Regions from separate parts of the Homo sapiens genome. Here regions 1 and 3 are each linked to region 2. Evidence: chromatin contacts called from ENCODE Hi-C or POLR2A ChIA-PET data. All regions are on one chromosome and are shown on one strand. Each heading gives the region's core, a stretch centred on a gene start or an enhancer-like site at or near the end of the contact. The rest is flanking DNA. Distances are from core to core; before and after follow the strand shown. Region 1 has its middle 94 kb from the start of NECTIN1-AS1. Region 2 overlaps NECTIN1 (nectin cell adhesion molecule 1). Region 3 holds the start of NECTIN1-AS1 (NECTIN1 antisense RNA 1).

The links. A loop is a pair of places that touch in the nucleus more often than their neighbours do. ChIA-PET counts read pairs that join two places held with the same protein, here RNA polymerase II (POLR2A). Pooled maps may share reads with other maps.
Region 1: a loop to region 2 is called in a map with no recorded cell type, with 5 times the contacts of the local background. The contact joins two enhancer-like sites. A Hi-C loop is called at or near these places in 4 of 168 maps with a recorded cell type or tissue (astrocyte of the cerebellum, dorsolateral prefrontal cortex, endothelial cell of hepatic sinusoid and 1 more), 3 of 37 single-sample maps with no recorded cell type and 4 of 50 pooled maps. POLR2A ChIA-PET finds 5 or more read pairs at or near these places in 1 of 52 experiments (OCI-LY7).
Region 3: a map of dorsolateral prefrontal cortex shows a loop between it and region 2 (2.2-fold over the local background). The contact joins the promoter of NECTIN1-AS1 here to the enhancer-like site in region 2. A Hi-C loop is called at or near these places in 6 of 168 maps with a recorded cell type or tissue (Caco-2, MCF 10A, dorsolateral prefrontal cortex and 3 more), 8 of 37 single-sample maps with no recorded cell type and 6 of 50 pooled maps. POLR2A ChIA-PET finds 5 or more read pairs at or near these places in 5 of 52 experiments (GM12878, HepG2, RWPE1 and 2 more).

The regions. Positions count from the first base shown.
Region 1 is chr11:119,614,413-119,617,704 of GRCh38, forward strand. No RefSeq gene overlaps it. Among named protein-coding and RNA genes, the nearest start is that of NECTIN1-AS1, 94 kb to the right of the region's middle. RefSeq lists enhancers at 1-241, 1,717-2,306. Within about 2 kb of position 1,284, at least 8 of the 41 ENCODE cell types and tissues checked have a DNase peak (open chromatin) inside an H3K27ac peak, as active enhancers do; they include dorsolateral prefrontal cortex, where a contact is called at or near this core.
Region 2 is chr11:119,672,330-119,675,393 of GRCh38, forward strand. NECTIN1 (nectin cell adhesion molecule 1) reads right to left here. Exons shown (of 6, transcript NM_002855.5): 5 at 2,830-2,981. Among named protein-coding and RNA genes, the nearest start is that of NECTIN1-AS1, 36 kb to the right of the region's middle. RefSeq lists enhancers at 1,250-1,799, 1,820-1,869. Within about 2 kb of position 1,547, at least 6 of the 41 ENCODE cell types and tissues checked have a DNase peak (open chromatin) inside an H3K27ac peak, as active enhancers do; they include GM12878 and dorsolateral prefrontal cortex, where a contact is called at or near this core.
Region 3 is chr11:119,708,458-119,711,537 of GRCh38, forward strand. It overlaps NECTIN1-AS1 (NECTIN1 antisense RNA 1), which reads left to right and starts at 1,463. Exons shown (of 3, transcript NR_183634.1): 1 at 1,463-1,573. The region is part of intron 1 of NECTIN1 (nectin cell adhesion molecule 1); the gene reads right to left.

The DNA.
Region 1 (3,292 bases), core at 34-2,533, 58 kb before region 2:
GGGGTGTCAGTATCACTGTGGGTGGAGTTGGTTGGCAGTTGAAAGGCCTCAGGCCCAAGCTGTGGGACCACCCACTGTCTGATGGAAGTGAGTGATGAAAGAAGCATGACAAAATGCAACCCCAGAGAGGTGGGATTGGGGGTGGATGGGGGAGTGGACACTCCCAGCGGCATCCCAGACAGCTGTTTTCATTGATGCGTTCTATAGGGAAAAATTGTGAAAGACTTTGAAATGGACCAAAAAGATGATTGGGTGTCTTGTCTAGCATACTCTTCTGGGTTTTTTTCAGGCTTCATGGTCTTTGAGCTATTTTACAGCCCTGGAAGTTACAGAAAACTGGTAATAACACAACGAGGAAAAGGCATGTGAGGCCATAGCAAGAGGACACACAAGCCAGGAAGTGAGCCCCCATCAGACACCTGAACCTTGATCTTGGACTTCCAGTGTCCAGAACTGTGAGAAATAGATTTCCCTTGTTGAAGCCACCAGCCTATGGTGTTTTCTTATGGCAGTTGGAGCAGACCATGAGAGCTATATTTCAGGTTCTTTGAGATTTTCTTTTAACCAATTGTAATATCTTACTGGTTCCCCCATGAATTAATGGACTAAATACAATTTTTGACATAGGTTATTGGTATCAGAGTCACGATTTTGTCCTTAAGAAAAAGTTATTCTTTGACCATTCAATCATTCAGCAGAATGTTTGTTGATGCCGTCCCTGGCCCTGGCACTGTGCTGATGGCTGGAAATACAAAGATGAGTTCAACATAGTCCTTGTCCTCAAAGAGCTCCTTGTGTGGTGCAGAGGCGGGCAGGAGGCACACCAGTGAGCATCAGAGTGTCGGTGCTGAGGCTGCAGTTGGAGGAGGTCGCTTTTGGCAGGGATTCGGGGCAGGGCTGGGAAAAGCATGAGTTTTGGAGTCAGACAGGCCTAGCTCTAAGTCCTCAATTCACCACTTCAAAGCTTTGTGGCTTCAGATACATTCATTTTCTTATCTGTGAAGTAAGGATAGTATTTTCATCTTAAGGGTTTATGAGAAGTAAATGAGGTATTGTGTGCAAAGAGCTTAGCCCAGTGCCTGGCATATACTAAATGCTCAACAAATGCTAGTCTCAGCCTTCTGGGCTATGATTTCAGAGGTGCAAGGAAGGCCCCTGATTCCTTCCTCTGCCTGCTAGGAGACACCTGAAATTCCTTTAGGAGAGGAAAAACCTTTCATTACACAGCTAGCAAAGCACTCCCAGTATAAACAGCTTGGGACAGGAAGTGTGGTGACTCAACACACGTTAATATGTAATTTGCTGATGCCAGGGCTTCCGCTTAGAGAAAGTTTTCATAAGCATAACCCCTTGCCTGTGAGTGCCTCTGAAAGCACTTTCACATCTCTGACCTCATGTAATCCCCCCAGCGCCTATCTGGGGAGGGCAGGTCCTGGAGGATCATCCTTACTCATTTTACCAAGGAGGGGACTTGGGCTTTGAGCCATGAAATAAATAGTCCATTCCAGGTTACTCAGCCATGATCCAGGAGCCAGGCCTCAGACCTCAGTCTCCAGACTCAAACAATGCACCCTTACCTCCAGTGGAGTGAAGAGGGGAGAGGAGTCACTCTAGAAGAGAACTTGGGGAACCTGAGCTTAAAGAAGCTGAGTCAACCCTGGGTGGAGGAAGCAGAGCCTCCCAGGATGGTGGGTTAAGGATCTGCTCTCTATAAGCTGTGGAATTCTTACCATGTTGGGCCTTGATTTCTTCTTTTCTAAAATGGTGGTAGTAATGCTTGTCTCACAGGGCTGCTGTACGGATAAAGAGGATAACACAAGCAGTGTCTAGCACAATGCTAGATGGAAGGCTTCAAGCCACACAAGAGCAGGGACAAATCTGACTTGCTCCCCATTGCATCCCAGCAATCGGTAAAGCACCAGGCACGTGGTAGGTGCTCCAGGAGTATTCAACAAAGGAATGGATCAGTGAGTGGCATGGGCTCAGTGCACGGCCACTGTTGTAGTCATTGTGTAGGAACAGGATCGCTGGTGGAACTCACCGAGCCTGGGGACGTGGAAGAGAGGCTGGGGGAGCCGGGTCTGCAGACACATTTCAGTGGCTGTGGGGAGGGCAGGCTCAAGGAAGAATTCAGTTTCTTTGGATATGAGGGCTTTGGGACACCTTCTGCTCTGAATGGAGGAGCCAGGAGCTGGGATACTCCATGTCCAGGCCAGGGGACAGGGTGACTTCAGGTAGAAGTTGTAGGCATGCAGGTAAGCCCCAGAGAGCATAAGGAGAGAGAAACCCAGGCCCATGCTAAACCAGCAGGGGCAGCCCATGTGGGTGGTGCAAGGACCAGACAAGCAGCCTCCAGGGGGTGGGCAGAGAGCTTCTCTGTGGCCCCTGTGCTGGGGTAGGGGGCATGGGTGGCCCAGAAGGACAGGATGCCACTGTATTTCCTGAGAACTGCTGCCCCAGCCCTTAGCTGTTCCTTCCACTAGAAGCCATTTTCACTCCTACTCTGACCCTCCTGAGACCATGGCTCACGGTCAGGCCCTGATCTTCTCGTGGATTTCTATCGATTTGGATGTTTTTGACAGAGCGTGTCTTTAGGAGAGGCTGGTGGGACCTTCTGCTCCTGAGCCGCGATCTCTGCCTCCACCTGAATCTTCACCTCTGCTCTGTACCTCCCCTCTTCACTCACAGCCACTGGCTCAACTCTCCCACTTAAAACAAAACAAACAAAACCCTCTCTCCCTTGGCCCCAGCTGTCTCTTCAGATCACGTCTTATCTTTTCTCCCCCAACTCGTATCTTGGGAGGATTAGCGTTCCTTGCTGTCTGATGTTCTCTCTCATTCACTTTTTTTTTTTTTTTTAAGCAAGTGGTCTTCCAGGTGTTTTTCCTCTGAGTGGCATCACCAGTGGTCTACAAAGTCACCAAGTCCCCTCTCCAATCCACCCCCTTACCACTTCTAAATCCAACTGCTGTTCTCAGGACGTTTCTGCCTCCCATGGCATTTGGCCATGTGGGCCGCTGCCTGCTTGGAAGTCCAGCCTCAGGTCCCAGGCGGAACCCCGCCGGTGCCTGTGGCTTTGGCCTTGGCTGGCTTCTTGCTTTCCTTCGCTGGTCGCCCGCCCCCTTTGCTGTGGGTGCTTCTCGAGTGGATCCCAGTCCTCACCTCCTCCCTCCACGCGTTCTCCCTGCGTGAGCTCATCCTCCCTGTGGCTTTAATTACCATCTGTAGGCTGCTGGCCGCTCCAGTGTGGGCTTGTCTCAGGAGAAACAGCCCAGCAGCTTAAGAGCATCTC
Region 2 (3,064 bases), core at 297-2,796:
GCTGCACCCTGGGCCTCTCCCCACCTTGTCATTACCCCAGAGGGAGAAGGGAGGGAGCTTCATTTTGTGACCACTGGGCCCACCCCATGAAACTGCTCCTCTGTGTAAGGGCCTCTGAAAGGGGTTCTCTGGGGCCTGTGCCCACGGAAGCACACACAGATTCTGTCCGGTCCATCTCCTCGGTGCCCCCATCGCCACAGCCACAGCCTGGGCCTGTTGTTTCCCACTAGGGACTCACTCATGGTGGCAGCTCCTAACGGGTGTGCCGGTGCCATCCACACAGCCCCCTGAATGCTCAGTCTAACCCACACACCTCGCCACGGTGCTTCCTGGCTGAGAGCCCTTCAGAGACTCCCTGTGGCCAACAGAGAGAAGGCCTTGCTCCTTCCTCCCTGCCCACTCTGCTCCAGCCATTTTCCTTCCCATGCTTCCCTGGCCTGGGCATCCCGCCCTCCAGCCCTGCCTACTCACTCATCTCCCAGCAACCACTCAGTGCTCCTTCCTCAGGGGCCCAGGTCCCCAAGAAGCCATGCCAAAGCGAGTCTGCGCAGGTGTGCAGTGGCCCAGCACACACGTGTTCTGCATATGCGTGTCCCTCCAGCACACCCCCTGCTGCCCACCTTCTGCCCTGCCCCAGTCACTCCTCATTTCCCTTTCCAGATGTGCCCAGGGTAAAGTTATTACCCGAACGAATGCCCAGAATGAAAAATTAAATTTCCACTTATCCCTCTCGCTCATGCATTCCCTCTGGACCAGTGGGGCTTAGAGCAAGGGCATGGCTGTGCCCTGCGGGGTGGGCTCCCCAGAGAATGTGGCAGGCACGGGCCGACGTGGAATGGAGGGTGGTGAGGTCAGCTGCTGCTTGGAAATTGCCTGAGAGCACAAGAACAAACAGCCCTGAGAAGGCTCAGGCCAACTCCCTGAGTCCTCTGGAGGGGGCTGAGAGTCCCTTCCGAGAGAGGCCAGCCGCTCAGCGCCTGGGCCTATCAATGATTCAGTGAGTGCCATGCGTCCCTGGCTCCTGCCTAACGGGGCTGCCAGCAAGAGCCATGTTGTGTCCCTCTTCCAGCTGGGACCCTAGGTGGCCCGGCCCTCCTGCCCCCAGCCCACACCCCTCACATGTTGATAGCCCACCATCAGGGGAAGGTATCACCACGCAGGGAGTACTGCATGATCGTAAGAAGCCTGAGACAAGTGTGAGTATCCCCATATCAGAGGTTAGGAAGCCAAGGCTCAGAGAGGTGAAGCACTTGCTCAAGGCCACACAGCTAGGAAGAGCCAGTGTGTGAACACTCAGGCCAGGTCTGTGCTGTCTCCCATGTGACAGTGCCTCCCTGAGGGGTGGTCATGTTCCCTATGGCCACTCCACATGGAACACAGGCCCTGCCCTTCCCACCTCCCCCTTGACTCCCCCAGTATCTCAGAGCTGGAGCTTGGGTAACCATGAGGCTCATTTTGAGCTGTACTTGGACCTTCCCCGCTGGGGAGAAGTGTGTGACACCGGCCCCTTCCACCTGCCAACCCGTGGAAACCCCCCAGCTTTCCCCAGGCTCCAACCCTGATGCTCCTCCTCCTATGACTAGTCTCGGGGCCAAGGCCAGGGATTGCAGACAACAGCAGGTGGCTCCACACTCCCGCCCCTGGGTGAGAGACGTGACAGAACGGCTCTGAGGACAGGTAGGCGCAGACCCTGGACAACTTCACGTGGCTCTTTCTGCAGCTGTGTCCTAAATATACCCACAAATGAGGTCTCCCACTCCCGAGACACTGGCTCAGAGCTCATGAATCCTCGTGGCTTGCAGGTGTGCAGTGGCTTTGTGGCCGGAGCCCAGCAACTGCCGACCAGTCTTCTGTGTCCCTGAGCATGTTACTTCCTATATCTCAGTCACAGTGGGACACCACTTCCTTTTTTAAGACACTCGGTCACCCTGTCACCCTGCAGATAGCTCAGGTCCACTGTAAAAGACGCTCCCCATGTGAAGTTGTGATGGCAGTTTACCCCTGTGTGGACTTGTTTTGATGCTTCCATTAATAATAATGATGATGATGGAGGTCAGGGTAATAATCACGGAACATTGGCCATTTATTGACAGACTGATCTGTGCTAGGTGCTTGACTTACATCACGTAGAATTCTGACAACAGCCCTTCAAGGTACATCATACTGTCCCCGTTTTACAGATGGTGGGGGGGGCCCTGTCCAGGGTCACAGCTGTCTGACATCAAGCCCATGCTCCTTTCACGTCCCAGGTGAAGTCTCTCCTCAGAACATCCTAGCTCTTGTCCTCCCTTTGCCCGGATAGATAAGTTGACAGAAAGCTGCAGGGAAAGCTCAGTTGCAGGGCACACAAAGCACTATGGCTTTGGGCTACATCTTCGCTTTCTCTCCAGTCTCCCTGCTTGAGGTAAGCCTCACTTTCTGGCCCATGAAGAGGTCCTTGACCACAGGTGCAGAGCTTGGAGGAGATGAGCTCCACCTGCAAACCTATCCCCACCATGCCAGCATCCCACAGCGTGTTCTGCTGGCAGATCTACGGGCAGGTTCTATTGGCCCCCAAAACAGCATTGCTGTAAACAGCACTTCCTTCTTCCCTCTCAGAGCCTTCCTCCTGCCCCTCTCTGATTGGGGGTCACCCTGACTGTCTCATTTGCACCCTTTAATGAAAGAAAGAGAAAAGCAAAGCAAAACCAATGGCCAGAGCTCAAGGGAGAACTAGAGAAGCAGGAAAAGGAGATAATCTTCCTGCAGTGGCATTGCTCAAAGGTGAGGGATGCAGGTGGCGAAGGAACCCGTGGGTGCGGAGAGGCTGGGGAGGATGCAGCTTCCTACCTGTGATATTGACCTCCACCTGGCCTGAGCGTGTACCGATGGGGTTGGTGGCCTCACAGATGTAGGTCCCTGCCAGGCTGTAGTTGATGGGTCCCTTGAAGAAGAGGGTTCTGTTCTGGGCCTCCACACCCTTGGGGAGAGAGCCATTTAGCCTGTGGGAAGTGGGAGACACAGCGTAGGGTTATGACTCTCCAGCCTCAAGAAGCTGTTCCTGGGTCACCCACTTGGCTCCAGG
Region 3 (3,080 bases), core at 213-2,712, 36 kb after region 2:
TGGTCACATCTGTGCTTTGGAAAGAGGCACATGGAATGCTAAGTAGAAGATGTCAGTCACAAAAGGCCACATACTGTATGATTCCATTTATACGAAATGTCCAGGATAGGCAGATCCATAGACACAGAAAGTAGATGAGTGGTTGTCAGGGGCCGGGGGAGGGAAAATGGGGAGTGACTGCTAATGAATACCGAGGTTCTTTCCGAGGTGATGAAAATGCTGTGGATTAGGCAGTGGTGACGGCCTATTGTGAATATACTAAAGCCACTGACTCGTATACTTCAGGAGGGCGAATTTTGTGGTTTGCGAATTATATCTCAACAAAGACAAAAGAAGAAAAGAGGCACATGAAGAAGGATGGATGATGGCAGGGCTAGGCTGGAGACAAGCAGGCTACCAGAAGACCTCTGCAAGCCTGCAGCACCCCCAAGCGTGGGGGCCCTGGGGTCCCACGGCTCAGCGCAGCTGCTAAGAGCACCGGTCTTCTGAAGTCCAAGACTCAGCTTCCCTCCTCAGGACTGCCCAGGACTGATTCTGCCCAGGACTGATTTTGCTGGGGGAGGGGGCACCGGAGAGATCCTGAGACACTCTACCCCCCACGCCCGCCCACATAGCCAACATATCGCACATATCCTGCATGAGATGCCTGGGACCAGAGCGACAGACGGTCACCTGACAAGCCACACCACCTATTTTTGAAGACAGGCGGGTCCCTTGGTAATAGAACAGGCACGAAGAGGCTTTGCCATAGATGGGGAAATTAGGGCAGAAAATAACACCGTGAAAACAGAACTGTCTGTTCAGAAATAAGAGACCCCCTCACTCATATCCCCAGTGTACCAGGGCCTGTCTCAGCCCCTGAGAATCTGGGATCACCAGCTCCACATCCGGGCCCAGGGCGCCTCTGTCTGCCACGCACTTGCCTGGGCCACTCTGCTACCTGGGGCCGGGGGAGAGCCTGCAGGGGCAGGGGCGCAGAGGAAGCCGAGACTACCCTCTAAAGAGTCCTTTCTGTGGGGCCCTGAGCGTCTGTAACCAGGCTGTGAGGAAGCACTCACTTCCAGGGGTGGAGGTTCAGGGGTTGGGGAAGGGAAGGGCTAGCTCCCTAGTCTGTAAGGGCAGAAGGTGCTCTTGAATGGAAGCAGGGAGGGAGGGGAGCCCCGTGTGGGAAGCCTGAAAGGAGCCTGGGAAAGACTGGGGCTGGGGGCTGGGGGCTGGGAGAGGAGAGTGATGCTCGGGGACTCCCCAACTCTCAGGCAGGGAACAGCTTTATTTTAACTCCGGGTTTGTGGAGAGAGGGCAGGACGAGGCGGAGCGGGTTTGAGGGGGAGGACCTAGCTGGTTTTTCCCAGCATCCCCCAGGCCACTTCTCTCACCACAAACCTCAGTCTCAAGCCACTTGGTTGTCATGGAAACAGGCCGGAATAGAACAGATGGTCTCCACTAGCCAAATTCCAATTAAACAGGGCAGAGATGGATAGGGAAGGGAGTGTGATGTGACGAGGCCGCAGAGAGCTCAGCCCCCAGGATGGACGGGAAACCCTGGGTCACCGTTCTTGGAGGGGGACATCAGGTGGGTAGAGAAAGCTGCCTGGGGGAAGTCACCACCCAGTCACCCCTTCAGTCCTCAAAGGTGGGGGCGTGGTGCTGAGGGAATGTCAGCTTGGGGAGGGGCAGCCACAGCTTTCCATTTACAGAAGCGCTGAAACAGAGCCACATGCACGCACACACGCGCACCCAAGCACACATGTGCAGCTGAACGCTGCGGTATGCACACAGGTCGACATGCTCAGGAACACGCGGGAGCAGTGCGGGAAGGTCAGGCAGAGTCATTGCACAGACACATTCCTCTAACACCGTACAAAGAAAATGCTTTGGAAAACCAAGCAAGCAATTTATTCTCATTTATTTAATAAACAAGTATTAAGAACCTACCAAGTGCCTGCCAGTAGGGCTATAAACACACACACACACACAGCCCTGCATGCGTGTGTATGCATGTGAAGGATATCAAGGACACAGGATAAATTCACTGACATGATCACTGCTACGGTAGGACTGTTCACAAAGTGCCATGATGATACAGGAAGAAATGATGAATGTGGGGAGGAGAATTAGAGAAACAAGAGGTGTCCCACAGGAGGTAAAATTTCACTGGGCTTTGAAGGATGAGTAGGAGTTTGCCAGCTGGTGAAGTAGGGTCCTCCAGGCAGAGGAGACAGGAACAGCAAAGGCATGGTGGACTGAAAGGTCAGAGCTTATGGGATAAGCCCAGTGTGAGAGGAGTTTGAAGTGTAGAGGAGTTCATGGGAGAGAAGACCCCATACAAGTCCTGGTGTGGAGAGTATAATTTCTGACTCAAACACTAACACCCCACACAAAGAACCGTGCCATCACACAGCGCCCGCCTGTCAAACCACACATCCACGCACAACTTCACACACACATAACCGCAGACCTTCCTGGTGCTGATAAATATTGAGCAAATGGAAAAAAGATGATTTTGTTTACTGCAAACAAAATGAGATGGGAGGGGAGGTGTCAAGTAAAAGGAAAGCATCAGAAGTTTTCCTTTCTTGGCATGGGGGTTAAATAGGGTTGCCAAAAAAAAAAAAAAACCAAAAACAGAAAGAAAGGGGCACGGGAGGCTGGCTGGGCACGGTGGCTCATGCCTGTAATCCCAGCACTTTGGGAGGCCAAGGCAGGTGGATTACCTGAGGTCAGGAGTTCGAGACCAGCCTGACTAACATGGTGAAACCCTATCTCTATTAAAAATACAAAAATTAGCCAGGCGTGGTGGTGGGTGCCTGTAATCCCAGCTACTTGGGAGGCTGAGGCAGGAGAATCATTTGAACCCAGGAGGCAGAGATTGCAGTGAGCTGAGATCGTGCCACCGCACTCCAGCCTGGGCAACAGAGTGAGACTCTGTTTCAAAAAAAAAAAAAAGGCATGGAGAAGGAAACCTCACAGCTTATCAGGGTTGTGAAGCCAGCCAGCTCCCATCGGTTTACTGTACATTTATGGGACACCTACTGTGTGCAAGGTGCTGAGCTAGGGCCTGCAGAGATTTTAAGGCTGGG